Linked DNA regions of Mus musculus: region 2 is linked to region 1. The links are chromatin loops, found by intact Hi-C in ENCODE. Cell type or tissue: gastrocnemius. All regions are shown on one strand. Links, peaks and the distances in the headings refer to the core of each region. The heading gives the core; the rest is flanking DNA. Region 1 overlaps Tm6sf1 (transmembrane 6 superfamily member 1). Region 2 has its middle 19 kb from the start of Hdgfl3.

Evidence for each region. Hi-C counts contacts between places; a loop is a spot of excess contacts. Peaks named below come from ENCODE experiments on the same cell type or tissue, not always from the same donor. Only the 100,000 strongest peaks of a DNase experiment are listed, where the experiment ranks them.
Region 2: it touches region 1 in a loop (2.6-fold over the local background); 12 of 42 quality-filtered maps call a loop at or near these places.

The regions. Positions count from the first base shown.
Region 1 is chr7:81,867,070-81,882,233 of GRCm38, forward strand. It overlaps Tm6sf1 (transmembrane 6 superfamily member 1), which reads left to right. Exons shown (of 10, transcript NM_145375.4): 4 at 1,572-1,675; 5 at 3,628-3,710; 6 at 4,300-4,421; 7 at 6,663-6,767; 8 at 8,655-8,747; 9 at 8,906-9,025. Hdgfl3 (HDGF like 3) reads right to left here. Exons shown (of 6, transcript NM_013886.4): 6 at 14,187-15,164. Among named protein-coding and RNA genes, the nearest start is that of Tm6sf1, 16 kb to the left of the region's middle. In gastrocnemius, for the core only: no CTCF peak of the experiment used is centred there; a DNase peak (open chromatin) is centred at 7,747.
Region 2 is chr7:81,946,213-81,961,376 of GRCm38, forward strand. No RefSeq gene overlaps it. Among named protein-coding and RNA genes, the nearest start is that of Hdgfl3, 19 kb to the left of the region's middle. In gastrocnemius, for the core only: a CTCF peak has its summit at 8,183 (motif pointing left); a DNase peak (open chromatin) is centred at 8,141.

The DNA.
Region 1 (15,164 bases), core at 3,038-11,037:
ATGGGCCATGGTCGGCAGACAGAGGCAGAAGGGAAGCCCAGAGAGGGGCCAATGGGCCCAGAGGAGGGGTCTTCAGGAGGGAGGCTGCTGGTCAGGGGCAAGATATCTACCTGGTGAGGTTGACAAGAAACGGGGCAAATAGCTACAAGAAAGGAAACTGGGGTGCAACAGTGGTAAGACCCGAGGACCGAGTAGAAGAGATGGGGCTTGTGGGCCCGCAGTGGGAGTGTGGGAAGCGGGGAGAGGTGATGTCCATTTGGAATGTAGCCGTGGTTCTCTGCGTGACTCTGAAGGCCTACTGTGATGAAGAGGGAAGATCGCCTGAGCTGACAGCATAGACACAACATTGGTGAGATTTGTCCAAAGTCTGCACAGCAGAGCTTGGAGCTGCCTGAGCCCTGTGTGGAGAGGCCAGGAAGGGCTTGGCTGAAGGGAGAGGCAGTTGGAGCTTGGCTGAAGGAGTTCAGGTGAGTTTGAAGGGCCCACGGGGGTCAGTCAAGCTCTCAGAGGAGGCCAGTGCTGGCTCACAGAGTTGAGTGTGTAGGTAGGAATGACTGGAGCCATGAAATAAGTTGGAATTATGCAGTGAATGCCAAGGTGAGAGAAAAGGGCAGCCAGGCTTTGGGCTAGAGTTTGGGTGTGGCTTCCTCCCCCATTGTGATTGAATTTGATTTGACTTTGGGCAAAAGGCTGCTTTCCTTACCCCAGGGGAACCACGGCATTTCAGAGAATGCCTGCTTGGATGTTTGGCATAGTTTGGCTGCTCAGACCTTTCCTAGTTAGAGAAAGGACTGCAGGTATTTTAGGGATACATTAGAAACAACCTGGGAGGGCACTAACCTGGGAGAAGGAAGAGAGAAAACACCATCGGAGAACCCAAGTCCCCTGAGGGGACCCGGAAACAAGACTACCTGGGGGGAGGGAAGTATACATAGTTCATCATATAATCTTGTATTCATGAAACAAATAATATCTCAGAAATGTGGTTCTGTGTTAGCTATGTGACCTTAGGCAAGTCTTAAAGCTTTTGAAACACATTTCCTCCTCTCAGGACAGTCAGTCCTGACCAACCCACAAGCCTGTTTCGGGAATAATGGGTAGATAGGAAGCTGAGCTCAGGGCTGCCTGGGTGTACCCACGGAATTGGGCCCAGGCAGCTCCTCACTACTGCCCAGCCCACAAGCGCAGCATGAGTGGTTACGGCCAGCAGGTGGCACCAGTGAACAGGGCCTTCCTGGGCTGCCCCTCTGTGCGAAGGCCAAGCACCTGCAGGCTCAGGTTTGGCCTTGCTCCAGCTGGCTGGGATTGCCCACACAGCCATCTGATGCCTTTGTGTTGTTGTACAAACCTTTGCTGAGCCATCAGATGCCAATCTGTCAGAGATTCTCCTGTCTGGCGCCATGGCAGACCCTGGTTTTGGCAGCCCTAGGGTAAAGACATATTTTCACAGTCCTACCAACTGCACGGAGGCTGTTTCATCTCAGCAAATGAACAGCATTTAGCTCTGTTGTTTTATTTGCAATGTAAAGATCCGAGTCTTCCTTAACATGTCTTTTTAATGCTTTCCTTAGGGTGAACCGTATCTGAACACGGCCTATGGGCACATGATCTGCTACTGGGATGGCTCTGTTCATTACCTGATGTACCTAGTGATGGTGGCCGCCATAGCCTGGGAGTAAGTTAGCTCTCCTGGCTGTGCTATCCTTTGCAACTCATAAGGGGTATGTAAGGACAGTGCATGCACAGAGGCGAGTACGCGAGGGCACGCCAGGGCGAGAATGGATGAGCTGAACAAAGCTGTATTTCCCTGAATCACTGGTTTGTTTTGTTCTATTGCTTTTTTTTTTTCTTTTTTTTTTTTTGTGGCAGCTCAGACAGAATCTCTCTTGGTGTGGTGGCTCACACTTTTATCCCAGCACTCAGGAGGCAGAGGCAGGCAGATCTGTGAGTTCAAGGCCAGCCTGGTCTACAGAGTGAGTTCCAGGCTAGGGCTACAAAGTGAGACCCTGTCTCAACAAATAAATGAACACACAACAACAACAAAACGTGTATGTGTGTGTTTGCTATGATAGGCAGGTGGAGGTTAATTTACACAAGGCTGGGGTCTCTCCTTGCACCCTGGAGACCTAACTTAGGTTGCCAGCTTGGCAGCAGAGGCCTTTACCCACTGAGCCACCTTGTTGGCTCACCATCTTATAGTTAGAGGTAGGGTATCTCGCTGAGGTAGGAGCTCGCCATTTTGGCTAGGTTGGCTGGCCAGCAAGCCCCTGGGGTCTTCCTTGTCTCTGCCTTCCCCCTGGTGCACAACACCAGTCTCGGCTTTTCATTTGGGCGCTAGGGATCTGAACTCAGGTTCACAAGGAGCCAAAGTCAAGCACCTTGTACTTCCATGGTTCTTCTGGTCTCAGGTCAGAGTTTCGCCTCAAGTTCAGGTGTGGCCCCAGGGCTTGGGAAATTGCGCACACACACACACATTTGGGTTACCCCTCAAATCTGTGTGGCTGGCCCCTCTGGGAGCATGACTGTGTTATTAAAGAAATGAGGTAAGATTTTGTGACAGTTGCTGTTTTGGGGGTACCAGTACCCTTTGCTGTGACAAACTAGCTGTATCTCACAGCACATGGGCTCTTTGGGGGAACTCCCGCAGCAGAATTCCTTGCATCACACCAACTGCAAAAGTAACCAGCGGCTTTGGTTGGATTCTCACTCTCTGTCCACTATGGCTTCCATGGCTTCTTTTGAGCCCAGGAGGCAGGCTTTGCCTATGGACTCTTTCCAAACAGCCTGAGCTTCCCCATCCTCAGTGTGGCCTGAGGTTAGAGAAGGTCTTTCAGTTCTGTCCCTGGAAGCTGCAGTGTGCCCCATGAGCTGACCCCCACTTCCTGTGTCATGCTTCAGCTTGGTCTTGTCTGTCTTCCTGTGGCATTCTGAGACTAATCATTGGCCTGGCTCCATTAGGGGCTGCAGCAGAGCAGAAAATGTACAGTGCTCACCACTCTGTCCCCTCCTTTTGGATTCCTCTCAGCCTCTGGTGTGGTGTTGTTTCTGGGTTATCAGTTGAAGGGACATCTGGCCATCACTGAGATTAGAGCAGCCCCTTTAGAACACAGGGACATGCCACTATCCTCACCTCTGGGGCTTTATCCCAAACTCAGTTGCCACAAAAAGTCCACTTTATACCCCAGCGGGCACCTGGAGCCCCAGTGCTGGGTGCAGTGAGGAGAAAAGAGGACCGGGGATTGCTGTCCGGCCACTTAGCTGAATTGGCCAGAGCTCCAGGCTCAGTGAGAAACCCTGTCTCAAAAAATAAGGTGGCGAGTGATTGAGAACGGAGCCTGACAGAGCCTTCTGGTCTCTACACACACATGGAGAGGCCTACACGTACATGTGCCCACACACACACTACATGCTTTTGTGAATGAGTGCATAAAGCTACAAAGGATACAAAGGCGGCTCTGTTCTGTGTCACTTCTCGAAGTGATGCTTGATCGTCAGGGTTTCTTGGGCTTATCATTTGATTTGGTGAGTTTCTAGTCTTGTGCCTCTATAACTAGAATGAAAGATAAATTTAGGATCGTCCTTGGAGTCCCAAGACAAGTGCACTGTATCAAAAATGTCTTGTTGTAGGGAAAGCTACAGAACCATTGGCCTATACTGGGTCGGATCCATTATAATGAGCATCGTGGTTTTTGTGCCTGGAAACATCGTAGGTAAGAACCCTGTTCTAACGGTCACTTTGTTGTCAGCGTCTGTCTGCTTTGCGATAACGGGTTTTTAGAGGAGTTGTTTTTTAAAACATTGTAATAGAATAATTCCAATATTTTGAAAACAATTTGGCAAAGTTGTTCCTATCTCACTCGGTGCTCTTGCCTGTTAGGAAGCGCTTCCTGGCTGCTTTCAGACGCGTGCACTGAGCAGTTAGCTGAACAACTGGCACTGGTGCACGGACGGTGCATACAGCGCCGAGTATCGTGCTTACCCCTCACACACTCCGAGAGCTCATGCTAAATGCACTGGGACATTAAGAGTCTTCCAGGCTGAAGTAAGAGATGTCATAGGATGTGCAAGACCTTAGGACATATGTGTTATATATACTTTTTAATGTATCTAGGACGTCACTGTTACAAACATCTCATGGCTCTAAGTTGACTTGTCTTACCTAATACAAATATTGCCTGGTTCATAGCGAAATTGTATAATTTGGGATGGAAGGTAGCTTAAATGTGACTGTATTTATGTATGCAGTATGTAACGCAGTGAACACACATTTGACTGTCTTTTCCTCTTTCTTTTGAATAGGAAAGTATGGGACACGGATTTGCCCTGCATTTTTCTTAAGCATACCATATACATGTCTTCCGGTCTGGGCTGGCTTCAGAATCTATAATCAACCATCAGAAAACTATAATTATCCCTCAAAGGTGATTTTATTACATTTAGATTTATCCACTGTGAAGATTTCAGTGCTGGCGTGTGAACTCAGGCTAGCTCTCCAGCAGCTGCTATGTCTTACTTATTCTCAGCCTCGCAGGGCTCACTCACATCTCCTGGGAGGAGAGGCACATCTGGGACTGTACTGATGGCCTGGCATTTGCTGCCATCTTCTGTAACATGGCCGACAGTCTGCTTCTGCAGACTGGACGGCCCGAGCCCATCCAAGCCACACACTTCTGGGGACTTCCTTTGCAGGGAATCGCCTCCGTTCCTGTTACCCTTCTGTGTTAGTGTGACAGGTGAAGTTCAGAGAATGTGCTTTGCTTGTGGCTGAGCACCTGATACATTTTTCAGTAATATCATTTACTGCTGAGGGTTCCACATGGCCGTAGGATCTGTTCCCCGGGGATGCTGGCCCCTGGACAGGGGTTGCAGGAGCACACCCGAGGCCCCTCCCTTCCATTCACTGCTGAGACGGTGTGGGCGAGGTAAGGCCAGCCCTGCAGGGTTGGTTAAACCCAGTGATTTCTTTCTAACTTTCTCTTCCGTTTATACACAAGATCCTTGGGTAAGGTCCTTTAGATCTGCACTACTAGCTAGAGTACAATTACTGACCTTACAAAGCCATTTTAGCTTTAAATGTATTATTTTTGAGGCAGGGTCTCACTATGTAGCTGGCCTTAAACTCTGTGTAAACCAGAGATCTACCTGTCTCTGTCTCTTGAGTTCTGGGATTAAAAGTGTGCACCACCACACCTGGCCCAAGTTATTTTTGCAAATAGAAATCATTAAAATGCCAGCACTCGGGAGGCAGAGGCAGGCAGATCTCTGAGCTCAAGGCCAGCCTAGTCTACAAAGTGAGTTCCAGGACAGCCAGGGCTACACAGAGAAACCCTGTCTCCAAAAACCAAAAGAAAAAAAATGCTGTTTTAGGAGAGTGTTGGGAATAAAGTCATGGCCACCTGTGTGCTGAACCATGCAGATTTCCAGCTTGCTCCATGTACATTCTAACTTACACAGTTAGTTTGTAAATATTTAGATACCGCTATTCTAACTTACACAGTTGGTTTGTAAATATTTAGATACCGCTGAGTAAACTCAGGCCAAGGGCAGCTACACTCATCTGTCTGTTTGAGGAGCGAGTGGGTGTTAAAGGAAAAGGTAAACAGAAACCCTGTGGCCCCGGCTCCTTGGCCCCGAGAGGTCTCCCCCGAGAGGTCAGGGTATGAACACTCTGCGTAACAGAGACACAGAACCAGTTGTTAATTCAATGCTAAAGCACAGCTCATAAGAACTAAACTCAGAGCAAACAAAGCCAACCTCTCAGAAGCACTCTACGAAGAGTGTAACCAGGCTTCCAGCCCAGCCCCACCGGGGCCTTTCCCGAGACAGGCGTGATGCAGACAACAGAGATGCCTTTGCCAGCCTGTTCTCCATCACAGGAAGCATTCCGGTGAAAACTGCCCAGCGTCTTGCAGTGGGAGGACAAGTGGCTTCCTTATGGTGTTCTCAGTTTTTAATCATGGGGGTGGGGGGCGGGGGGAGATGTGCTCACAGGCAGTTATTCAGTGAATGCAAAACTGTTTGTATTCTAAGTCCTGTTTTTCAAAAAGGTTACATGTGAGTATATGTATATACATATAAATGTATAGGAACGTATGAGTCAGGCATGGTGGCACAAATGACATCTAATCTTAGCAATTGGGAGGTGGAGACAGGATGGATGATCATGAATTTGAGGCTGACCTGAGCTACCCAGGGAGTCTATCTCAGCTACATAATTGAGATCCTGTCTAAATAAAACAAAAACAAAACAAAAAAACAAAACCAACCAACCAACCAAAGCTGACCATCAACCCAGCAGCTGACCAGCCAACCAGAGAGCACCACAGATGAGGGCGACCGTGTGCAGTGTGGCAGCTTATGGTTTACTGTCTAAAACTTCATTTTTCAAATGAACATAGCTAACCTTTAAAATCATAAAATCATGTAGTTTCAAGAAAAAAAAATACAGACTAAAGCTGGAAGGGCACACATCACCTGGCTCAGTGCCTCCATCCCCAGGGAAGGGATGCACTGGAGGAGGAGACCCTTGCCGTCAGTGCCAGTGGGCTATCATGTGAACTGGGCCTCTTCTAGACTCAGTATTCATATCCTGCCATTCAGTGTTTCAGACTTGTCTCTGGCATTGGGACAAGTTTGTTCTCTGGTGGCAAACTCTATTTCAGGTTCTTCAAGAAGCCCAAGCAAAGGCCCTGCTGAGAAGACCGTTTGACTTAGTGTTGGTTTTGTGTCTTTTCTTGGCAACTGGATTTTGCCTGTTCAGAGGCTTGGTAAGCATGGTGTCAAGTAATAATATACTATTCCAAACAGGAAAAAACCCTCTCTCTTCCTCTCTCTCTGTCTCTCTGTCTCTGCCTCTGTGTGTGTGTGTGTGTGTGTGTGTGTGTGTGTGTGTAAAATCAAACTGACAAACTTCTGCCACAGCCTGGAGCTCTGGACTCCTTCCTGTTTGCTATCAGCACCCCCCCCATCCCCCCCTTGCCCCCACGCAGGAAATGTCTCATCCTGGGCTATCTCATCTGTCTTCCTTTGGGCCCTCAGGTCAAGCTCTGTCTAGAAGTAAAATAGTCACCTGACAAATTAGTATTAGAATTTTATTTTTTTGTTTCCTTTTTTTAAAAATTTTTATTTCTTTCTGATGTAAAGGCAACCATCATGGGTCAGAGTGATCCTCTAAGACCTCAATTCACCTGTGGTCCAGAGTGTCCACGTGCTCTCAAGAGTGGGGTCCCTGATCCTCACCTGTGCAGGGTCCCGTGAGTTTCTCACTGTTAAGGGTATTGCTGACGTAGGCTCAGGTTTGGAGTCTGATAACATGAAGGCCTCACGAGCTTTTTGGTTTTGTTTTCTTTTTCCCTTTTCCCTTTATCATTTTTGTACCTAGTAAGTACTCAATAAACAATTGTTATGGTCTTAATTCATTAGTGATTATTCACTCTGACCCAGCTTTATAACTTATTCTTAGAAGAAATACTTTCTATCTCAGAATTATTTGCTATTCATATTCAGCTTCAACAGTTACCAATTATTCTAAACTCACTGGTGTTGGCACAAGTTGAGAACACGCCATAGAACCTTTTTGCCAAGTTCAAACCTAAGAGACGAGTGGAATCCTTCCATGCCCTTTTCCTCTTGCCCCTGAGAGAGATGTGTGCTTGTACACTGGGTGGGGCTTTTGCAGATGAGAATTTGGGCAGAGGCCCAAATCCACTGCCAGCATGTAATCTACATTGTCATCGAGGTGGAAAATTTCATGTGCAGCCAAGGATATGAGGAGTGGTGCCTGAGGGCGAAGTGTCTCAGGAATGTGCCGAAGACTCTTCTGTGGCCTGGTGTTCAGTGCCAGGGCTCAATCTGCTCTCCGCCCTTTTACAAAGTGGGCAGAGGGGGGCTTCACACGAGGACCCAGCTTTCTTTTCTTTTTAAATAGATTTATTTATTTATTTTTATGGATATGAGTACACTGTAGCTGTATAGATGGTTTTGAGCCTTCATGTGGTTGTTGGGAATTGTATTTAGGACCTCTGCTCGCTCCAGCCCAAAGATTTATTTATTATTAGACATAAGTACACTGTAGCTGTCTTCAGACTCACTAGAAGAGGGCGCCAGAAGAGGGCGTCAGATCTCATTACAGATGGTTGTGAGCCACCATGTAGTTGCTGGGATTTGAACTCAGGACCTTCAGAAAAGCAGTCACTACTCTTACCTGCTGAGCCATCTCGCCAGCCCAGGACCCAGCTTTCAAAGCAATCCTTACTGCCTCCAGGGGCCATATGCTCTTTGAGGCACTGGAGAGAGGAGGATACTATCTTTGAATCTTGCAAAGCATAGTACAGTTTTGTACAGAAGCCTTCCTTTTCTTCCTGTAGAGGCTTGTTGGCCGCCCCAGCCGCCGTGCTTTAGCTCACTACACCTAGGTGCAGAAGCTGTGACTATCCATCTCAAAGCCCTTCTCCACTGTTAACGTAGGCTTAGCCACTTAGAGAGGTCTGAACATTTCTTGCATATTTCTCCTTTTCCTTTTACTGGTGAGCCTATAAAGACACATGATTTATGTTGAGAACCGAAGCAGCTTATGACTAAAGCTGGCACACCGCCTTATCAGCAAACCGAAGAACCAGACAAGACTATTTATAATGATCTCACTTTGTCCTTAGATTGCTTTGGATTGCCCAGCTGAGCTCTGCCGACTCTACACGCAGTTTCAAGAGCCCTACCTAAAGGACCCTGCTGCTTATCCTAAGATTCAGGTCAACTAGTTACAATTTGTCTAAAGTTAATTCTCTTATTTTAAATGGGAATAGGAATTAGCATTTTTATCTTTGAAAATATTTCATGTTTTTGCTTTTTTGTTTTTTTTTTTTTTTGTCAAGCTGTTAATTTGTCTTTTCCTTTTTTTTTTACACAGATGCTGGCATACATGTTCTATTCCGTCCCTTACTTTGTGATTGCCCTTTATGGCTTAGTGGTCCCTGGATGCTCATGGATGCCTGATATAACGCTGGTCCATGCTGGAGGTCTAGCTCAGGTACTAAGACTATTCCCTGAGGGTGGGAAGTTCATTAGTTCTCTAGCTTTTATTGGATTTATGTAGCCCATTTCTGCTTGGTGTCTGAGTAAGAAATTGCCTTCTAGTGTGTTGGAAGGCATTTCTGCTACATACACACACACATACAAACACACACACAATTACTTTAAATCTAATGATACCACCTTGTAGATGTGGTTAAATGGTGAAATTAAGAGTTTTCTGGAGTCATAAGAGTATCAAGCAGTACTGCTGTGTAATAGAACCGTTTCCCAAACTATGGACATAATGATTACTGATGAGTTCAGAACTGTAACTCTTAAGCTGTCTACTAGAGCTAAATGAAGAGTCTAGAGCTCTGCTACACAATGCTCAGCAGAACCAAGAAGGCTGGTTCTGTTTCTGCAAAGCTGAGCCTTCCTGGTCCCTCACCCTGGCACCTCGACAAGTTCCTGCCTGACAGCAGGTGTTTAATGAAAGCAACTCTGACCTGGAAATGAGATTGGGGTCCACCCAGAAGCAAAACACTGTCAATTAAACACTCATGGTACAGTAACCACGATGGCAGAAAGACCCCAGAATTCATAGGGTTGAAAAACAGAGTACTCATGGGGTCAGTGGGCTAAATCCTTCCTAGGGTACTTAATTAGACTATTTATAGAAAAAATAGATAATGCTTGCAGAAGAAACACCACTTAGCTCTCCTTGGTCAGTCTCTGAATACCTTATCCTCAAGGCCTTGGCTTGGGCTTTAATTTCATCATCTTCAAGGCCTTACAACTTATAACTGTAAGCTGGTGACAGTCTCTTCAGCCCTGAGTGCTAACTCCTAAATTTAACTCCCAAATTAATAATCTCATTTGGATGTCTTACTAGCTCATCAGAATTTTTTTTTGATGCGTTTTGAGAAACTTCTGGTGTCTTTGTAATGCAAGCAGGTACACATGAGTTTTTAAGCACAGCTGCAGATCAAGTATCAGTCTATACAAGAAAACATATTTTCCTGTTTGATGCAGAGTCTTGCTTTGTAGCCCAGACTAGCCTTAAACTCACGATCTCTTACCTTGTCCAGGGAGCATGGCAAATGCAGAGACTCAAATAGGACTCTCGGTCTCACCATTTCTCCTGTTGTCCATTGTCTTTGTAAATAGCCTGAGCTTGCATTGGCCAACTCAAGCCAAAACCTGGAATCTTCTAAATTCATTTCATGTATATGGTGTTTTGCCTGCATGTGTATCTATGCACCATTTGTGGACCTGTGGAGGCTAGAACAGGAGCCTTCTCACCTGGACCTGGAGTTCCAGATGGCAGTGAGTCACCATGTGGGTGCTGGGAATTGAATTCCAGTCCTCTTAAGAAAAGCCAGTTCTTTTAAACACTGAGCCATCTCTCCAGAACCTGGAATAATTCTTTCTACTCCCCTTCCCCTCACCCGCTACGTATAAGCCCATCTCTAGGTCAGGTCAAATCTGTTGTTTCCAGTGTGAGCCTGTTGCCACTATGCTAGTCCGAGCGTCTAACCTCCTGTTTTGTTTTACTTGCCTGTGTGAGGGTAGGCTACATGCTCTGTGGTAGTAATGAAGTAAACACGTGTTTTACTGGGGCCAGTGGAGTCAGCTCATGCAAAGATCACAGGAAAGTTTTCATGGGCCAGATTTTGCAGTTTAGCTGCAGGGAAGGCTGGCAAATGTGATCTTAGTTCTCTGAAGCAATGGTGTAACTAATGGACGGAACATCTGTGTTCTTATTTAAATGACTACCCCTTCAAAGATGAGGCACAGCATCACCAAATGACATGTAGGGCTAAATTCTTCTGTCCAGCTCTAAACCTCATATCCACAGCATCATCTCCTCCTGCCCCTGCAAGCAATCAGCTGAGGCAGTGCCCAACAGCACAAAGTAAGCCAGCCCTGTGTGTGGCATCGGGGAGCAGAACCACTGTAGGGCAAGCATAGTGGTGGGAGGCAGTGCTGCCTGCAGCCAGTTTTTGAGGGCTGAATGGGACGTCACTAAGTTGAACTGCTTCAGGAAACAATAGATGGATAGCATTTAGGTATGGAAGCAGGTGGTCAGGGCAGACTTAGCAGTAGCTTTTGTCTCCTTGGCTTGGTTCCCCTTTTCACTTGTACCCTCTAGGGCAAAGGAGGCACACTTACCTCACTCTCTCCAGCCAGTCCAACAGCTAACTGTGCTTTGATTCAGGTGGACATCCTCTACATGACACTGCCACCACCCCAAGATAGGATTCTGAGTGTCCTCAGCTAAGGTGGCAAAGGACAGGTATGCAGCCTGGTCAGTCTCAGGGGATAACTCGAGAACTAGACAGAAGAACCGAAACGCATGTCCAGTTATGTGGAAGAATCACATGGCCAAGACAGGAGGTTTAGGAAGGCCTAACCTAGAGGCAAATAGGTTTAGAGCCTACAGCAAGACTAACCGTTCTGTGGATGAGGCTTAGTCTGCAAGTGGGTCGCTGTGACTCCAAACAGGTGGCCCTGGGAAGGGCAGCCTGGGCTGCGGGCCTGGCAGAGGTAGGGCAGCCTGGGCTGCGGGCCTGGCAGAGGTAGGGTAGCCTGGGCTGCGGGCCTGGCAGAGGTAGCTCAGCCAGACTGAAAGCTTTTCAGCAGATCCTTGGCTTATCTATCATCGTCCAGTTTGACAAGATAGACTGAAGTCTCTCTTGCTGTTGAGTACAGATCCAGGTCACGAGGGTCAGGTCCTGTAATGTCCGTTTTCTCCCAACAGATCAACCCACGTGGCATGGTGCAGAGATTGTATGTTCAACATCCTCCTAGTTTGGGCTTTAATATCTACTTATTGTGTTCAGCTTCTGTAAAAGTTAGAAATGATGCTACAACAAAGCAATGCACATACTGAAGCGCACTTAGGAAATGCCCGCCTGTTATGAGGGTATTCTCGTGGCAGAAAGGATCTCTGTCACCTTGACCAGCATCCCCTAGCTTCTAAAACTGTTGCCTAATTCAGACACTTCAGCCTCCTGTGCTGGAATCAGAAACACAAACCACCATGTTAACTCCTAAGGCACTACAGTGGAGTAAGAAAAATTCCTAATGTTTGCTTATTTAGGTCACTGGAAGACACACTGGGTGATTGGTTATTGGGTCTTTGATTTCAGACTGGGTTAGGAACCTCTCAAATCTGTCCTCTTCAGAAAATATAAGCTTAGTCAACACTTTAAAATAAAAACCCGGCCAAGTTCCACTGGGGGACTTTATCTCTCTTCATACACAGCTTGCTGCTATAGGACTAAAGTTGTAAGACTAAGGAGAGACACTTACTAGTGCTTCCTCTCGCCTGGCGCAGTCAGCTCTTAGCGATGTGCAGAACCAACCAACTTAAGAGATGTATGTTGAGGCCTGTGACTGTAATCAGTACTGAACAAAACTTTCTAGACTTTTCTTATTTCCAAAAAGACAGTACAACTGCGTATACTGCATGTACACTGTTTGGCTCTGTGAGTCATTTAATGTAACACGTGCACAAAGATGTACAGAACACACAAACATGTTTTATATAAGGGACTTGAGGCTCCAAAGATTTTGACATATATGGGATTTCCCAAGGTGCTGGAACCAGTCCTCCTTGGATCCCAAAGGCTGACTGACTGCACACTGTTAGAATCTAAGTTAATATAATGAACAGCAGGAGCTGATCAAGTTCCTCGTCGTTTCTAGGTAATTCAGTAAATCCAGTTAAAGCGACGTCTGTTACTTTCTCTTCTGTCAAGCTGCTGAGGCTTAAATAGGGTTCTAAGTCCAGAGCCAACGACAGTGCCTGACATGTCAAAGCCATGCGACTCCTATTTATAATTACTATTAATACAGATTCCCAGAAAGGACTGAGAGAAAAATGCTTTCTCACTGAGATTAATTTTTCTACAATTTAAGCAAAGTGTATCCCTCATATAATGACCTAAAAAAACCCTAGACAAAAGCTTAGGGGTAGGTTCCTGGTGGGCATTCAGTAAGCCCATGCTGACTGGGGCCAGCTGAGTCTGGTGACATCCCTTCCCATGCACTGTCCACCCCCACCCTACCCCACCCGCTCTGCTGGGATCCACAGGTACATCTGTGGACAGTCTAGCTGAAAAGAGTTGATCTTCCTTGAGTTAAGCTTTGTAACATTTTTTCCTTCAGGAAAACCTTTTAGGAAGCCCGCAGGTTACCAATCTCCCATCTGCTCAGGTGCTTCGTTACCAAGCACCTTTAGTGGTGACATTTTGACGTTGGGTTTTACTTTCTTACATGCTTCTCCTTTGATAGAGGAGTTAAAAGGTCAGACAGGTATCTAACTGAGCTTTGTGAGCCTAGCCCTCCCCTGCTGGGGCAGACCTTTCACCTGGCTTGTGGTGGAGCTATGACCCAATCGAGCCATAACTGCCAACCCCACGCTGTGGGGCATCTGCTTGCAGTGAATGAAGTCCAACAGTGGGCTACAGAGTTTGCCCTCTTAACATCCACCTGGACATGTAAGGCTCACTTCATTTTGGAGCCAGGATTGTGACTGGGGGGGGGGGTCGTCATCCTTTCCTAATTTTCTCTATAAACACAGGAAAGGGAGCTATTACAATTTAGCTTTTGCTTACTTTCATTACTATGTTCTAAACATCCAATTGGACCAAAACAAAAACAAACAACCCAAAAGCCAAAAACAAGTATCTCTTATTTCTACTAGGTAGAGAAGTTAGAATTGAGTCAAAGGCAAATGACTAGATGTGTCAGCCACATCACTGAGTTTTATAGTTATCATAATTGAGATGTGGAATTTAGCAGCACACAGTACCTTCCTCCCTCAACTCCAGCAGGGTTCCCAGCAGAGTTCTAGGCCCTGCAGGGAAGCAGGTGTGGTGGGTACTGCGGTCCAGTAAGCGTGGGAAAGGAACCCTGAGCAGCTGACATCAGAGGAAGCTGCAGGTGTGGGCCCACTCAGCTGCCACAAACACACCCGTGCAGTGCCAGGAGCGGCACACAACTGGTCTCACTTTTCTTTTCTCATGGGCACACACCTTTTGGTAAAGAATGTTATGATCTTCACCCCTTATTAATAATTCTGAGTGTAATGTCCTACTACTACTACTACTGGTATAGGAAAAATGCTTTCAAGATTCTTTTTGTATTCTGACAGTCACAAGAGCATTGTTGTTGAATGTTTATTGAACTCTAACAACGTGATAGGTGCCACACAAAACATTAGACACAGTATCTGCCCAGTGGGCGTACAATCTAATCTAAGGACGCATCATTTTTTTGAATGTTGTCATGACCTTCCTGTTCACGAGAATGAGGTATTAACTGCACTGTTCAGTGCAGAGAAGGGCCCACACAATCACTGACCTTTCATACAGGTTTACCTATATAGGTACACCCAGCTGCTCATGTTACTTATTCTTGGGAATTGTGGGTAGTATTTTTCTGTCATTTTATGATGAGCACAATAATCTCTAAGGATAGAATCACTAAACCCACAAGTCTGACAAAACCAGGGTTCAAAACTGGCCTCTAGTCCAGAAGAAAATTGTTGTATGTTCAAAAAAACAGCTAAAGCAGGGCCCAGAGAACAAGTGTCAGGAGTCAAGGCTTCTGCCAGAGTCCCCAGACTGTTCACAGCAGTGTCTCTTCTGGGCAGCTTCCAAAGTGCCCTTTATTCTCAAGGACTCTGTCTGTGTAGCCTTGAGATGCACTCATTTGCTGGGCCTTTGGCTTTGTGCCCTAGGGAGTGTGTCTGCGGGCAGAACCTTCTCAGTGCCCGAGGAGAATCACAGTGTGGGTAAGCCACTTGTTGGTCCTTGTCAACACACATCAGGAATTTAATTTTTATTTCCAGAGTAGTAAAAGTATCCGGAATATATCAGTAATTTATAAATTGTAGCCCATTAAAATATCTGCCATTTATACAAATTCCTAAACATGCTCTTTTCTTTGCCAAGGTCACATCAAATGCCAAGTAGCACTTTTATCTGTTAGCACTTAGCACTCTCAATTGATCATATGGAAGGACATATAAGGTAACAATACATTAAGAACACACTCTCTAGTGATTCACTGTTACTTCTGTCTCTTTAGATTGCAGGATCCTTTATCGTCTCACTTTGATCATAGTATACTGATAATCTGCCATT
Region 2 (15,164 bases), core at 3,184-11,183, 79 kb after region 1:
GCCCTTAAAGTCATGGGAAAGAGCTCTAAATACATGAGTTTGAAAATAGATAATTTCTCAACTATGCAAAAAATAAGGGTGCACTACGAATTATTTGAGGGGCTTCACAGAGAGGAAGGAACAGAGAGGTAGCTACACCATGAGCCAGTTTGTCAGAAAGATACAAAGGCAGGCAGATTCCTGAGTTCAGGGTCAGCCTAGGACATTTCTTTTGCAATGTTAAGAAAAAAGGTATGCTTGCTGTCTCCTAAAAATCAAATGGTTGGAGTCATGGGATACGGATTCTTAAGATAATCAAAAGGAAACCAGGAGTGAATGACTGGATGCAAAATAAAAGACTGGACCTGTGTTCTATGGGAGATGAGCTATCCAGAGAATTTTTAGGATAAAAAGAAAACTGGTTGGAGAACACACACACACACACACACACACACACACACACACACACAAGCAGGACACGGACAGAGAGATCTCTTAGAATAGCAAGCAAGCAGAATATAGAAATCTTCAGAGAGAAAGCAAAACAGAAACAGACTGGTCGTCAGCTTGAATCCAAGATTTGACCTTGAGTCTTTCTTATTTGTGCTCCCAGACAACCCTTCTCTCAGATCCCATCTCCAAGCTGAGGCTGGTCCTTGGCAACATATTTGTTTAAGCCTGTGTGGTAGCATATACCTGTAACCCTAGCAGTCAGGAGACTGTGCTAAGAGGATTACTACTAGTCTGAGGTTAGCCTGGGCTATATAGTAAAAACCTGATGTCCTAGTCAGCTTTAATTGCCAACACAGCCTAGAGTCCTCGGAGAAGAGAGTCTTAGTTGAGGGACAGCCCAGATCAGACTGACCAGTTAGCTTATCTGTAATAGATTATCTAAGTTCTGTTTTTTCCCATACATACATACATAATACATACTATGACAAAGTTTAATTTATAAATTAGGCACAGTGAGCAAGTAACAACAATCAAAGAGCAAGATAATTTTAACACTGTGCTGTGATAAAAAGCTGTTTCAACATGAATTATTTACTTTTGAAAGTTTTTCATTTATTTTTCCAACCACAGTTGACCATAGATTAAGACAAGACTCCACCTCAACAAATTTGAAATCATGTGGTCAATTTTCACTAAAGTTGGAGCTATCCACCACAGTTGAAGTGACTTACCTCTTTGTGTTTATAAATGTGAACATGTGTGCAACGGAAGTCAGGCACAACAGGTTTACTAGAAGCATCATTCATGGTAGTCAAGAGCTGGAAATAAGCCAGCACTAGAATGGATGAATGCACCGTGAGACGATCATAGAATAGCACATGGGAATGGAGAGCAAATGGCCACTATATGCTCGGGTTGTATCAGAATGTAAAACAGAAGAAGCAAATCCCGTGCCATTCCTCTGACACCAAGGTCAGAATTTGTCAATGGCATTTGAAGCAACAGTGGTTGCTTTTATGTAGAAAGATGGAATTTGGAAGGGCGTGGGGACTTTGGGGTGCTAAGTGTTTATTTCTCACAGGGGATTGGCTGCACAGGTATGTTCATTTTATGCTAATTCATCAAGCTGCACACAAGATTCTCTTCACTATAACTATTATGCTTGAATAAAGTTACTTCAAAATAAAAGCATTAATTGAGTTTTGGAACCATGGCTTACACATTGTGAACTGAGTACCACAAAAAATGCTTGAATGCCTAATGTTTCTTTGAACAAATCCCTAAAGGATGAAAGGGAGTTGTCGTTTTCAAAATGACTTCAGGAATGGGAGAGAGAATTCTTAGAAACACAGAATCTTGTTCAGGTCATTAAGGGTCACTTACCAGTAACATTTCGACTTCCCCTAAGGGGGGGCTGTTTTATTCACTTAGGTGTGCTGAGAATCTACCATAAACGAACCCAACTTTGGGCTAGGCAATAGCAAATAGGTTTCATCCACGGTGTCAATTCCAAACCACTGGTTATAGATCCCTGGAGCAGTATAGAAGAATGCATCTTGAAACTGCCCGTAGGATCAGTAGGAAATGTTCTGCCTCCCCCTCAGCCATGTATGTAGATACTATAGACAAAACAGTGGTTCATGAGACCATTTAAGCCATTCGAGGCCTTAAATTCCACAACCATAGGATGTTGATGGATGATGTGGAATACTGAATTATAAACATCACTGGACAAGGAACTCACAGTAGGAGCAAACGGATGTTGGTCTAATGCTGGATATTATGACAGAAAAGTCAGTGAACCAATCCATACAATTACTGTGAAGATAATCAAGTTTGATGGGAAGACAAAGACTAGTGAAAGATGTCGGCAGTTCATCACAGTGAAATGAAAACAGAATAGGAATCCACACCATACATCACCTTTTCCCAAGCAGCTGTTCCGAAGAAGACTGTCTTTTAGGCTCTTCATAAGTAAACTTAGGCCTGCTCTGAATATTTCCAAAACCCAGGTCAAGGGTGTAAGTTGCAACTGCATAGCTTATGAATCATGATAACACGTTGTTAGATAGAATGTGTATTTACCTACTTTGACAAACATCTTCAAAACAACAAAATTCTTTATGCATCTGAAAGATGGTAGAAACCAATGATGACGACTTCAATGATTATTAAGCATATCTGGCCAGGTATGCTGCACACCGATAACTCCAAACCTTGGAAAATAGAGCTAGGAGGATCCAGAGCTCAAGGTCAGTCTTGACTACACATTGATTTGGAGGTATTATATGAGATTATATGAGACTCTGTTTTATAAAATAAAATAGTCTCAAACATGTCTGACTTTTCATCTGTTGTTGTCCAAGTGATATTTGGATAAATAATAAAGAGCACATATAGCTAATTATTTCATATTTTCCCTCTTTGTTTACTTTCTTTCCTTTATCTTAGCAAAACCAAGATTTATAAGGTGCATTTTATTGACAATAATGTAAAAACAGATACAACTAATGTCTATAATTCCCCGATTGCAATTCATCAATAATATATTGAGCTATTTATCACTGGAATGAAATACTGGACACAGGCTATTCCTGAAGAAGGAGAGGTTCATTTAGCTCACAGTTTTAGAAGCTTAAGTGCACGGTGCTGACATTAGCTCAGTTCTTGGCTCCGACCCATCATGGCAGAGAGCAGTGGTTGAAGTATGCATGAGCAAGTAGCAGACCTGATCCAGGTTAAGAAAGAGAAAAAAATAGGAGTACGGAGGAGCTGGTACCTACCAGCCTCACTGAGCACACATCCAGATGACAGAAAGACCTTTCATGTGGCCCCACTTGGAAAAAATCCCTTCACCTCCTGGCAGCTTCACCTGGAGAACCAGGTCTTTAATCAGGGAATACAACCCATAAGAGATGTTTTTAAAAAGCTATTTCAGAGTACAACATAGTGGCACACACCAGAGTTCTCAGCTATTTGGCAGGCTGAGGCAGGAGGATCACTTAGGTCTAGGAGGTCAGGGCCAGAATATGCAACAAATCAAATGCCTGTTTCTTAAAAACAAACAAACAAACAAACAAACACCTAAAAATAAAAGACAGACTAGAGAAATAGCTCAGTGATTAAGAGCACAGTCTATTCTTGCAGAGTATCTGGATGGTTCCCAGTACCTACATGATGGCTTATCACCATCTGAAACTCCTGTTTCAGGGGATCCAATATCCACTAGGCTTGCTTGCAGTACACATAAATACATGTAGGCTAAACATTTATAGACAATAAAAAAAAAAAGCAAAAAGTGGTGGCATATTGCATTTAATCCCAGCACTCAGCCAGGGCTGTTACACAGAGAAACCCTGCCTCAAAAAACCAAACAACCAACCAAACAACAACAATAAAACACTCATGGATGTGAAATTTTTAAAAAATTAAAAATTAAAGTTAAAAAAAAAAGCCTACGGCTTTGCCTGAGCTGTAACAACTTTAATTGTGAATAATATTTTCAAATAAGATTTAGAAACAAGTCAGCAAGCTTACCTGCCATGCATATCATTATAATGGGTTAGCTTATGGAAATAATCATTAGCTTAGGATATGTTACAAAATCCTTCAATTGCACTGTATATTATTTTCTGTATCATGACTTTTACTGACTCTTAGCTAGATTTGTTATCACACATACTATCCCTCTTGTTTATGAGGGTCTTAAGTCCAATTAGACAAAAAAATTTTTATGAAAAGTATTTGCCTTTCTAGCTTAAAATGTCAAACTAGTTACAAATACAAGGTATTGATGTCACATGCTTTTTATGGCATAGTTTAAATGGTTGAGTCCACAACATGTTTTTGAACCATCCTGCATACAACTGTTGGTGAACACCTTGGTGATTCATAATACAAAGAAAGAAGAGAAAAAGAAGTCTTTCTCCACCAGGGAAAGATGCTTGGTTATGTAAAGACAGATTGTTTCCAGCTATCTTGGCGCATTCATTTTTCTTTTCTCTTACCTAAGTGCTTCGCCCACTTGGCTCTTCTCCAGACTCCTAGCCAGCTGGGAGCATCCACACTCCAGCAGAGTCACCCACATACTTTCATTATGTTTTCACACAGTCACCTTGGAGTTTGAGAATGCAGAGGCTAGAAAAGCAATAGATGGCTGCCTTTCTCTAGGTCCTAGGAATGTTTGTTACATGTGGGCTCCAGGACAAAGGTTTCTCTTGCTAGGGCTTGTGACCAAGACAGTATATAAATGTGGAGCAAAATGAAGTGCATAGTCAAATTAGTTTGAGAAATGCTAAATAAAAGCACAGACAGAGACATTTAAGGGAATTCTCAGAGCCTTTAATATGTTTACAGAATTTAACCAAAGGGGGATAACTTCAAGACAAAGAAGTCACTCACAGTATCCTTTAGTGTTGAAACAGCTCAAGAGCTTGCATTTCAGGGAGCAGAATGGGAAAAACAGTCCGGGGCACAGGGTTTCTCAACTACAGAGGTCTAGGAAGAAGGAAGGCACCGTCTGGACCACGACTTGGTCTTTGTCTTTCCACTACTTGTCTATCAAAGGCAAGTCAGTAAACCACCTCTAGCATTTGGGAGTGACTCTAAGGAGAGGCCACTGGCATTTGTCTCTTGATTATGTGCTTGCTCAATCAGCTGATCCCTCTGCTGGGAGAGAAACGTGTGTGTGCTGGGACAGAAGCACTAGGACTATTTGCCCTACTTGATAGCAGCTAAAAAAATGGGAGAACCTACGTATACCCAAGGGCTCATGGATTCCCATGGAGAAGAGATGACATAAGGGAGGGTGAGTCTTGCTAAGACCACCACAGTGGGCAATGACAAGACAAGACATCTCAGGAATGTAACATGACTTCACTAACTGTCAATCACCCTGAAGATGAGGCTATGTCTCCTAATGGCACGGTCCCATCACCAACAGGACTGGTTGGAGTTACCACTATCCACACCATGTTAACAGACACTGATCTAAGAGGCTTGTAGCATGGACGACCCGGTTCTTCCAGCTCTCTCTCTGCCCAGGAGAGGGGCATCCCCAGGAATTGATAATGCAGATCTCTCTTCCTGCTGCTTTCTGTGGTGACTCTGTGCCCCGGCCATGGAGTGAGATGGAGAGGGAAGGAGATTTCAATCACATTTTCAAAGGATACATTGAATACACTGGTCTGAATCTTGAGTTTCGGGAATTTGATGGAGAAGAGAAACTATCAAGTAGTAAAAGGGATCTCCAGAGACAATAAATAAAACTATTTCACTTTAATGATTTAAAAAAACATGAAAATGTGAAGCAGATTATCTCCATTCAAAGGTTGGGGTTTTCCTTTCTATTACTGAGTGATTTCTAACGTTCATTAACCTTTTTGTGTCTCAATTACCTCTACAGAATGAAGGTTATCAATCCCATAGGGTCATTATGAGTTACTATTTATATCTGATGAGCACATAGGGAATGCTTATAAATGGCTATTATGATGGTTTGTATATGCTTGGCCCAGGGAGTGGCACTGTTGAGAGGTGTGGCCTTGTTGGAGTAGGTGTGGCCTTGTGGGTGTGGGCTTTAATACCCTTGTCCTAGCTGCCTGGGAGCCAGTATCCTGCTAGCAGCCTTCAGATGAAGATGTAGAACTCTCAGCTCTGCCTGCACCATGCCTGCCTGGATGCTGCCATGTTCCTGCCTTGATGATAATGGACTGAACCTCTGAACCTGTAAGCCAGCCCCAATTAAATGTTGAGCTTTATAAGACTTGCTTTGGGAACTGCAACCCTATAGGTGGAACAACAATATGAACTAATCAGTACCCTGGAGCTCTTGTTGCTAGCTGCATATGAATCAAAAGATGGCCTAGTCAGCCATCACTGGAAAGAGAGGCCCATTGGACACGCAAACTTTATATGCCCCAGTACAGGGGAACGCCAGGGCCAAAAAGGGGGAGTGGGTGGGTAGGGGAGTGGGGGTGGGTAGGTATGGGGGACTTTTGGGATAGCATTGGAAATGTAAATGAGGAAAATACCTAATTTAAAAAAATGGGAAAAAAACTCAACATTTAGAATTTTTAGACATTTATTTAAATTGGGGTGTTGTTCTGTTACCTGGTTACATTTCTTACAATCTGTACATTAAATAGACACTACAATATTTACTAAATATCCTAAACCATATCTAAATGTATTTTTAGTTAGCTATTTAGTTCATTGTTTAAGTATTTGATAGCAAATTATTTGATAGAGAAAACGCTCTTCCATAGTTGCTTTCCAGTTTTTTTTTCCTAGAAATTTTGCACCTTCATATGTTTTATTGTTTAAATCACTCATCTCTTTTGAGTTTACTTCTTTTATGGTGGAAGTATATCCACCTTGTCATTCTTGTGGGCCCATATTCCTGGTTTCCCCAACACTGGAAAGAAAAAAAATGTGAAAGAGTTTTTGTATTCAGAGATTATAAAACTCAAGTTTTAGTAATTATTCCTGTAACTTCCCATAATCTGTAAATTTTTCATGATCAGTGGCCACTGGCTCTTTATTGGTCCATGATAGAAGAGTTTTTAACTGTGGTTTCCTGCCTCAGAGAGTTGTTGGTATATATGATATAATGACAAGTCTATAAAATCTGGAAGCATCAGGTTTGAATTGAAATTTAAAATTCTGAAAATTTGAATATTGCTACTGAAATATGTTCCCTTAAGTGTTAGGGATAACTTGAATATTAAATAAGTAAATAAAAATTTTAAATGACAAAAAAAAAAGACTTGCTTTGGTCATGGTGTCTATTCACAGCAGTAAAACCCTAAGACACTCCTGTACACACACAGTATACATACACACAGACTCATACAAATAAAGTTGTTGTTTTGAAAAGAAATTATTAATTTTTGAAAAAAATATTTACTTTATTTTTCATGTGTATGAGTGTTTTGCCTGCATACATGTGTGTATGTGTGCCTTGTGTGTATGCTTAGTATCTGCAGAGGCCAGAAGAGGGTGGTGGATCCCCTGGAACTGGAGTTACAGACAGCCATGGGTGCTGGGAACAGACCTGAGTCCTCTGGAAGAGCAGTCAGTGCTCTTAACTATGGAGCCATCTCTCCAGCCCCTGTAAAAATGATTATTTAAAACAACAGTTGTGAATGGCTGTTTCTGGAGATTAGGAGCAAGTCAGGGAGGCAATGGGGACCAGAAATTCCTAGTTATCATAAGAGCAACCCTAGCTTTTGAGAATGGAATATGGATCTTTTGTAAAATTAAACAAACAAACAAACAAATAGCCTGGGGGTGAAAATAGCATAGAAAGAGAAACAAAATGTCCCAGTGTCCCTTTTTCCAGCTCCAAAGCCAGGAAGGGAGAGTCTCCTTTCTTAAGGAGCAAGGCAAAGCTCTCTGCCATCAACGTTCATACTAGCTATAGACAGTTTTGCAGCTTTGAAGGCATACAGCCAGAACATCTAGGTGCCACCTGAAATCTGCAGAGCTGCCTGTTTCTGAAAAGGAATTGACTTCATTCAGAGCTCTCTTGAGAGAGACTCTAATTGGCTGAATTTGGGCTACTTTAGGAGCCCTGCATGCCCCAACCCTGGGGACCCCAGGCACTACTGTATTGGCTTTACAGGTAGCAGCTTTAGAAACCAGACCTGACTTGTGGCTCAATGCTAACACAGACTTCCAGAGAGTGCTACTATAGGGAGGGAGACAGTGCAAAGCAGAAGGAAGGAAGGTTGCCATCTAGAGGAACCAAGGGGTAGGAGATGAGTTGCCTGCTGAGTTTGAAGATAGTTTCCTGTGGGAGCCAGGACCACAGTGGTGACACTGACAATTGTCCTATTGTCAAATATAGGTGTTTATATCACTTACAAGAGCAGAAGGATTTATTAGTTTCTACTAATCCCAACCCACAATGGAGTTCTGGGGCTATGTTCAGGATGATGGCTGTTTTGGTGGTTACCATGACTACATCTAGGATTAGCTAAAACTCAAGTGGCTGGGTATACATACATATCTGTGAGGTATTGATTTAATCATGTGAGGTGGGAAGGTCTACTTTTAATCAGGGCCACACCTTCTGCTGGCAGCCTATATAAAGGCCATGGGGGAAGGAAGTTTGCTGGCTTTTGTCTGCTTGCTCTCACTCTCACTGGCAAGTCCATTTCTTTACCAACATTAAGACATACTGGATTCCAGCATCTACTGAAGACCAGCTGAGACAGCCTGAACAACTACTGGATTCTTGATCCTTTCAGTTGGTAGACAGACAGCCATCATTGAACTAGCTAGGCCACAGCCCGTAAGCCATTCTAAATTCCAGCTCTATATATCTATAGATCCACTCCACCAGCTCTGTTCCTCCAGAGATCTCTGACAAATAATACATCCAGCCTTGATGCTGTAGCCTTGCTCCAAATGCACAGCCTAAGAAGGTCCAGAAACCCAGTGTTGGTGGTGTCTGACCTCAGGCTCTTCCCAGAGCTCCTTACCTGAGAGGAATTTGTCCAGCTGTAGCCAGCTGCAGCCTATTCACTATTGATCTCTGGAGGATGCTACAAGGAAAGAAATGGTGAGAAAAGATCCTGGCCAATACTTTGTTTTCATGCATATGTGCAAGGGAGGCCTGAGGTCACTTGTAGCAGCAGAGAGGAGTACCATCATTGTTACCAGCTATGAATCTACGTGGGTCCCCACAGTGGGTGCTCCCACACCTTCTCTGACCAGGCACTACTGACAAGACAGAGTATGAATATGCCAGAGGGGATGCTGTCAACCCCCTGTCCCTCTGTGGGAAGCACTTGGATCCACCACCAGTGTGTAACCAGAAGGCGAAGCTTCAGGTGCCTTACTAGTACTGGATAAACCAATTCTGCTGTGACCCATTTATAACAGCCAATAGCGACTATGCCTAAGGAAATTTCCATCACTCACTCAATGGGGCCACTGCTCCTTTTGAGGAGTACACATGTAGGTGACTCCTCCCCACAGCTCTTCCTAGGATATGTTTCCACTATGCAAGAGACCCACTGTAGGATGCTCTCCTCTGAGGATAGCAGCTATCACCATCATCAGGGCAGCTGTGACTACTCACAAGTGGCCCCCAAGTTTGGCTGTTGCTGTCCCTGCTTAGAAGGGGCTGGGGGGGTCATTAAACTCTCACCAACACCCTGGCTACCCTCCCTTGCATGCCTCTGCCAGCTCTGTAATTCTGCCACTGCGGCATGTGGGTTCAGGAGGGGCTAGAATATATAGCGTTTGGAAGCTTGGATGAAGTGGGTGGAGAGACCATGTCTGGGGAAGTTATCATCCATGTTGGGTAGGGATATCACTGTTTGGGGGGTCACCTGTACGTAAGCCGGATAAAGTCATTGGCTCATCCAGCTAGACTTGGGTGGGTCTATTATTTGCTCTGTAGTTGGTGCCCTATTCTGGGTGAGTAGAGATTTGTTCACATTTCCCCAGGAAAAGTTTCCACGGTAGGGTTTTCCAACTCTGATACAGTATGCATTGTGCCCAAACTCACCGATCACAGCCAAAGAAGCTGTGTGGAGATTACACTGGGGTACAGGCTGGAAATAATCGTGGCCTTGTATAGCAAATTAATAACCCAAGATAAAGTTCTAGGAGAAAGTCATTTTTAAAAAACTTAAAATATGTTCTTTGACAATTTCATACATGTATTTGGTGAATCCTGCTTACTTTCTCCCTGCCATCACTATCTCCCCCATGATGTTCTACTCCCCGCACCCCACAGGTCTCCTCACCTTCATGACCTTTTGTTTTGTACGACATTGTTTTGTAACTAGCACCCTCTGTTTACCCTGGGTTTATAACTACCCTTTGGAGCTGAATGGGCAGGCCACTGTTTGGTACACAGTTAACCGAGAGCAAGGGAGGCTGGCACCCCAGTCTTGTTGCTGACCCAGTGCAAGCAATCCCAGCTGCTGTGAAATCCTGTCTGCAATGGCTAGGTTATGTCCTGAAAATAGCATTTTGCAGCTCTTCCCCCTATCTTCTGGCTCTGACACTCTTTCTGCTTCCTCTTCTGTAGTGTTCCCTGAACATCAGAGGAGGCTGTATACATGCCCTGCTTAGGGCTGAGTGCTCAACCATCATGTCTGCTAAGTATCTCGAGCAGCTGGGAGTCTGCATCCACTGCAAAGGCATGCTTCTCTGATTAAGAATGGGAGGAGTGGCTGTCTATGAGTATAAACATGGATATTTAGATTGTAGTTTTGTATCATGCCAATTTATCTAAAAAACAATAATGAGTTCCCAACTAGGGCCTATGACCTTCCTAGCCATGGGCTTTTGACTGGGTTTACAGTCCTGGATCTGTTGATTCTTGAGTACATGCCTGGAGGGGCTCATGTGAAGTGCCCTGCAAATTATTTGGTGCTTTCCAAAAGCCCAAGGAATTATTTGGTAGTTTACAATTAATCATGAAACAGTGATGTTAGCTTAGTTCATTCCTGAGCTCTGAGCCTGGGACCTCTCAAGTATATGAAAAGTGGGTTTTCCCCAGGAGCTACTGTTGATTCAAAAAATTCTACCAGACTCGGTGAGAATTTAAAAATCTCACCCGTTGTATGAACCCAGCAGACTTCACTTCTCAGATTTTAACATTAGGAAGAAAATAGGCAGCATCTCCAGTGGAAGGCTGAGCAACAACAGCCGTCTACACACATGGCATGCAAATCCACTGATGAAGGAAGGCACAAGTACTGTTACAGAGTGGGAGCCCAGCTTCAATGTCTAGAATTTGGGTGGACATTGTGTCAGATCTCTTACTTTCTTCTGGTGCTGGGACCTGAGCTCAGTGCTTTGTGTATGCTAGGCAGGTACTCTATCTACCATTGAGTAGCATCCGACCAGGGTCTCTCTCTCTCTCTCTCTCTCTCTCTCTCTCTCTCTCTCTCTCTCTCTCTCTCTCTCTCTCTCTTTGTGTGTGTGTGTGTGTGTGTGTGTGTGTGTGTGTGTGTGTGTGCAATTCTAGGGAGTTATTCTCTCTTGACACCTTGTGGGAACTGAGACGCACCCGGCATTACATGGGTGCCGGGATTTGAACTCTAGTTTTATGCTTGTATGACAAGCACTGTATCCTCTGAACCACCTCTCTGTTCCTGGGCTCTTCTATTTTAAATGTGAATGTCTACTGAGCCTCCTCCCCATTCCTGGGATAGGGGAGGTGTCACATTTTACACGTGAAACTTTAGAAATGATTTTCAAAGGATTGCGTCAGCTTCCCCTGAACAAGGTATAGTCACAGGTCTTCCTGACCAGCTCCAACGAGGTTGCATTTGGCTGAACCAATCTCTTCATAGAAGATGCAGAGTGAACCTCGGTGTATGACAAGTTATAGAGCTTGTTAGGAAACGGATTTTAGCCGGTGTCATCAGTACACTGAGCAACTGACTGCAGCTCACTGTAAACTAGGTCACCCTTGCTCTCACTGTTCTCTACAGCACAGCTTGACAAACAGGGAAGAGGGGAGCAGGGGGCAGGAGTCAGAGAAACCTGGACTTTAGAGGTCATCTTCTGGATGGTTTTGGAGAGAAAAGTCTTTCCTTTTTTAGGATCAATCCATACAATAGTTAGTGATCTGTGCCTTTTATGATGGTGCAAAAGTGAACCCATACAGTGAGACAGTCAACACTTTATATTGGAAAGGTGTGGCATGACTTTGTATCGCTAGGCTAACGTGGGTGTTGAGTTAAGGTGGGACAGACCTGTGCAGTTCGGTAGCCTGGCAGATTTAGAAGAAGATGGCTGAATCCTTAAGTTGAAAAGCATCTATGAATAAAAACAGGTGGGAGGGGAAGATGGGAAGGTAGGAGGTTAGGTAGGAGTAGAGTAACTATGGTCTAGAATAATCTATGATACATGACAAGATAACTGGAAGTTCAAAGGTCACCCGCACAAGGATAATTGATGCCCGAGGAGGGGCAATGCTTGGTGAGGTCATTGCATGGCACACACCCGTATTGAATTAGTGTACAGTAGACCGTACCTGTGCAGTTATGTGTTCTAGAATGTGGCCCTTTGAGCAAAACAGCTGCCACTTTCACCAAACCAGTTGTGCCTGCTTGCAAGAGGTCCTGAGGGCCTGCCTTATGATCATTGACAAGACAGAGGTCCTGTCAGGTCCTCTGGTGCCCACAGTGGCTCTAGCGGGTCTTCCTAGCCATTTGTATTCAAATTTACCTTCATTGCCTGTAGCCTCAGAGACTTCAAGTCTTAGGAGGTGATAAACTGGGAAGTGAAAGGATTCTCTTTCCTTGGGACCAGGAGATGCCAGCATCAATGCTGCTGAGGACTTTGCAGTGCCACTGTTTGAGGGTAACCCACACTCTTTATTCACATGCTGTTGCTAAGCCCGATAAGCCCATCAGTCCCCCAGGTAAACTTTGGTGGATTCATATTTTGGTTTGTTGCTGGGACCTTATGAGGAGTGGGTGGACACTGTTCACATCTCCCCATGGAAGGAATTCTCGCAACAGACATGGAACACAAACAAAGAACAACGACCCCTAAAAGGACCAACCTTGGAGACTATAATGTCACACATCTCTAAGTCCAGCATTTGGAGGTGGAGGCAGGGGCATCAAGAGTTGAAGGACAATTGGAGCTACGTGAAAACCTGTTTCAACACTAGGGACTGTAACTGAAAACCAACCCCCCCCAAAAAAAACCATCAACCCCCCCAACCCAAGGAAAAATCCCGAGTCCCTAAAACCGCAATTGGATGGAAATCGAGTAAAGTCCATCTCATGAAGTAGAGTGAGCTCCAGCACAGTAGCTTCTCTCTACATTCTCTTCGCTGTCCTTCAATAATGCCACGCGAGGCATTTCTGAGGTTCCCCCAGAACACCTCAACGTGCACTATGGGGCCACCACGTCACAGATAAGGAGATGGGAACTCCAGAGTTGATGTTTAAGGTCTTACAGCCAGGTGTGCTGAGGTGGAAGGTGATGCCAGGGGTCAGGGCAGGAAACAGGATAGGTTCCTGACAACACAGACTTCCCCATTCTGCTTTTGTTTCACCAAGGAAATGACAAAGCTGTGTTGTCTGGAACACTGGATTAAAGTTCTATCTAAGGCACTTAACTCCTGTGAGAGGGACTGTGCAGGGAACAGGTCCTTTCTCAGCTGTGCTTAGAACTGGAGGGCAAGGATGGCAGACTCAGGAAACTTTCCAATTACATTCCTAAATCCGGAGGACTCCAGAGTAGCACACAGTGCCTATTGCAATAACCCATAAATTCCGGCAGAGGGCACTCCTCCCTAATAATCTAAATAGCCAGCAGCTTTGATTGGAAAGCCACAGTGTATCTTTATAACTTTTCCCCTTGACCTCGGTATTCCAGCCCTTCTGTAAAGATAAAGTACTATGATTATGATTAGAGAAAATTCACACTTAGACTTATAGAGGCAGATTTTACATGTTTTCTCTCACTTGTGAATCCTAGATTTTATATAGATGCATAAACATACACACTCACAGACATCTAGACATACACACACACACTCTTTACATATATAAACATGAAAGTAGAAATATCAAATAATATTTTACATACATGTAAGAAATTAGAAGTGAGATTGGGGGGAAGGAAAGACCCTAGTAAGAAGGAAGAAAGAGGAAGGCACCGAGGGTGAATTCAGCCAAAGTAGATGACATGCATTTGAAAATGTCTTTATGAAATGTACCACCACGTACAATTTGTACCACTATGTACCAAAATAGGCTCAAAGCACAACTTACCAACGACACAGATTTCTAGTGTAAAAGCATCAGGTAGGAATCCTTTCTCTGAAGTGTCCTTAAGTAGCCACTTAACAATTCCTGGAAAAACAAGTGTATCAGAACACATGCTCAAACTGGGTTGAAACTCCTGTCTTGGGGGTTAAGTGCAGGAGTTATTGACTAATGACACAATCTCCGGGTCTCTCAGGCCTACAGCAGAAACTGTTGAGCCAGGATGGGACAATCAGCTGGGGAGTTTCCTGGCTTTGCACCTAGGCCACAGAATGACCAGGCAGGCTGCATCACAACTTTTGAAGGCCGGACCGGGTAACTGGTCTTTTAAAAAGCTGCACGGGGGATTCCAGTATAAAGCTTCATTTAGGAATCAGGGGCCTTCAAACAGTCTAGCAAGTTCTCAAACATATAGTTAACATATGATCAGTAATTCTACTCATAGGTAAACACCCAAGAGAATAAAAAAAAAACATGAATTTACACAAAAACTTGTACACAAATATTCACAGTTAAAATAGCTGTAAAGCGGGTCAAAAGATACCCGTTAGCCAATGAGTGGATCAATGCAATTAACAGATGAGTTCTGTGGATGCAATGGAATAGTGTCTGGTGATATCAAGAAATGACACGTTACAACATGGATGAACCTTAAACACAGGAAGGAAACAAGTTTCAAAAGGCCTCAAATGGTATGAATCTATCTCCATGAGGTATTAAGAATGGGTGAATCCATAGATACAGGAAGTAGATCAGTGGTTGCTAGGGGCTGGTAGGAGCTGGGAATTTCCAAAAAGTGAGTGTTTAGCGGACACAGTTTTATTTGAGGATGATGAAACGTTTTGGAACATTTGGAACATTTGGAAGATAGAGTGGTACAGCACTATGAAAATCATCGAAGAGAACACTTTAAAGTGGTAAGTTTTATGCTACACAGATTTTATCTCAAAGGAAAATGCACACAACAAACAACAA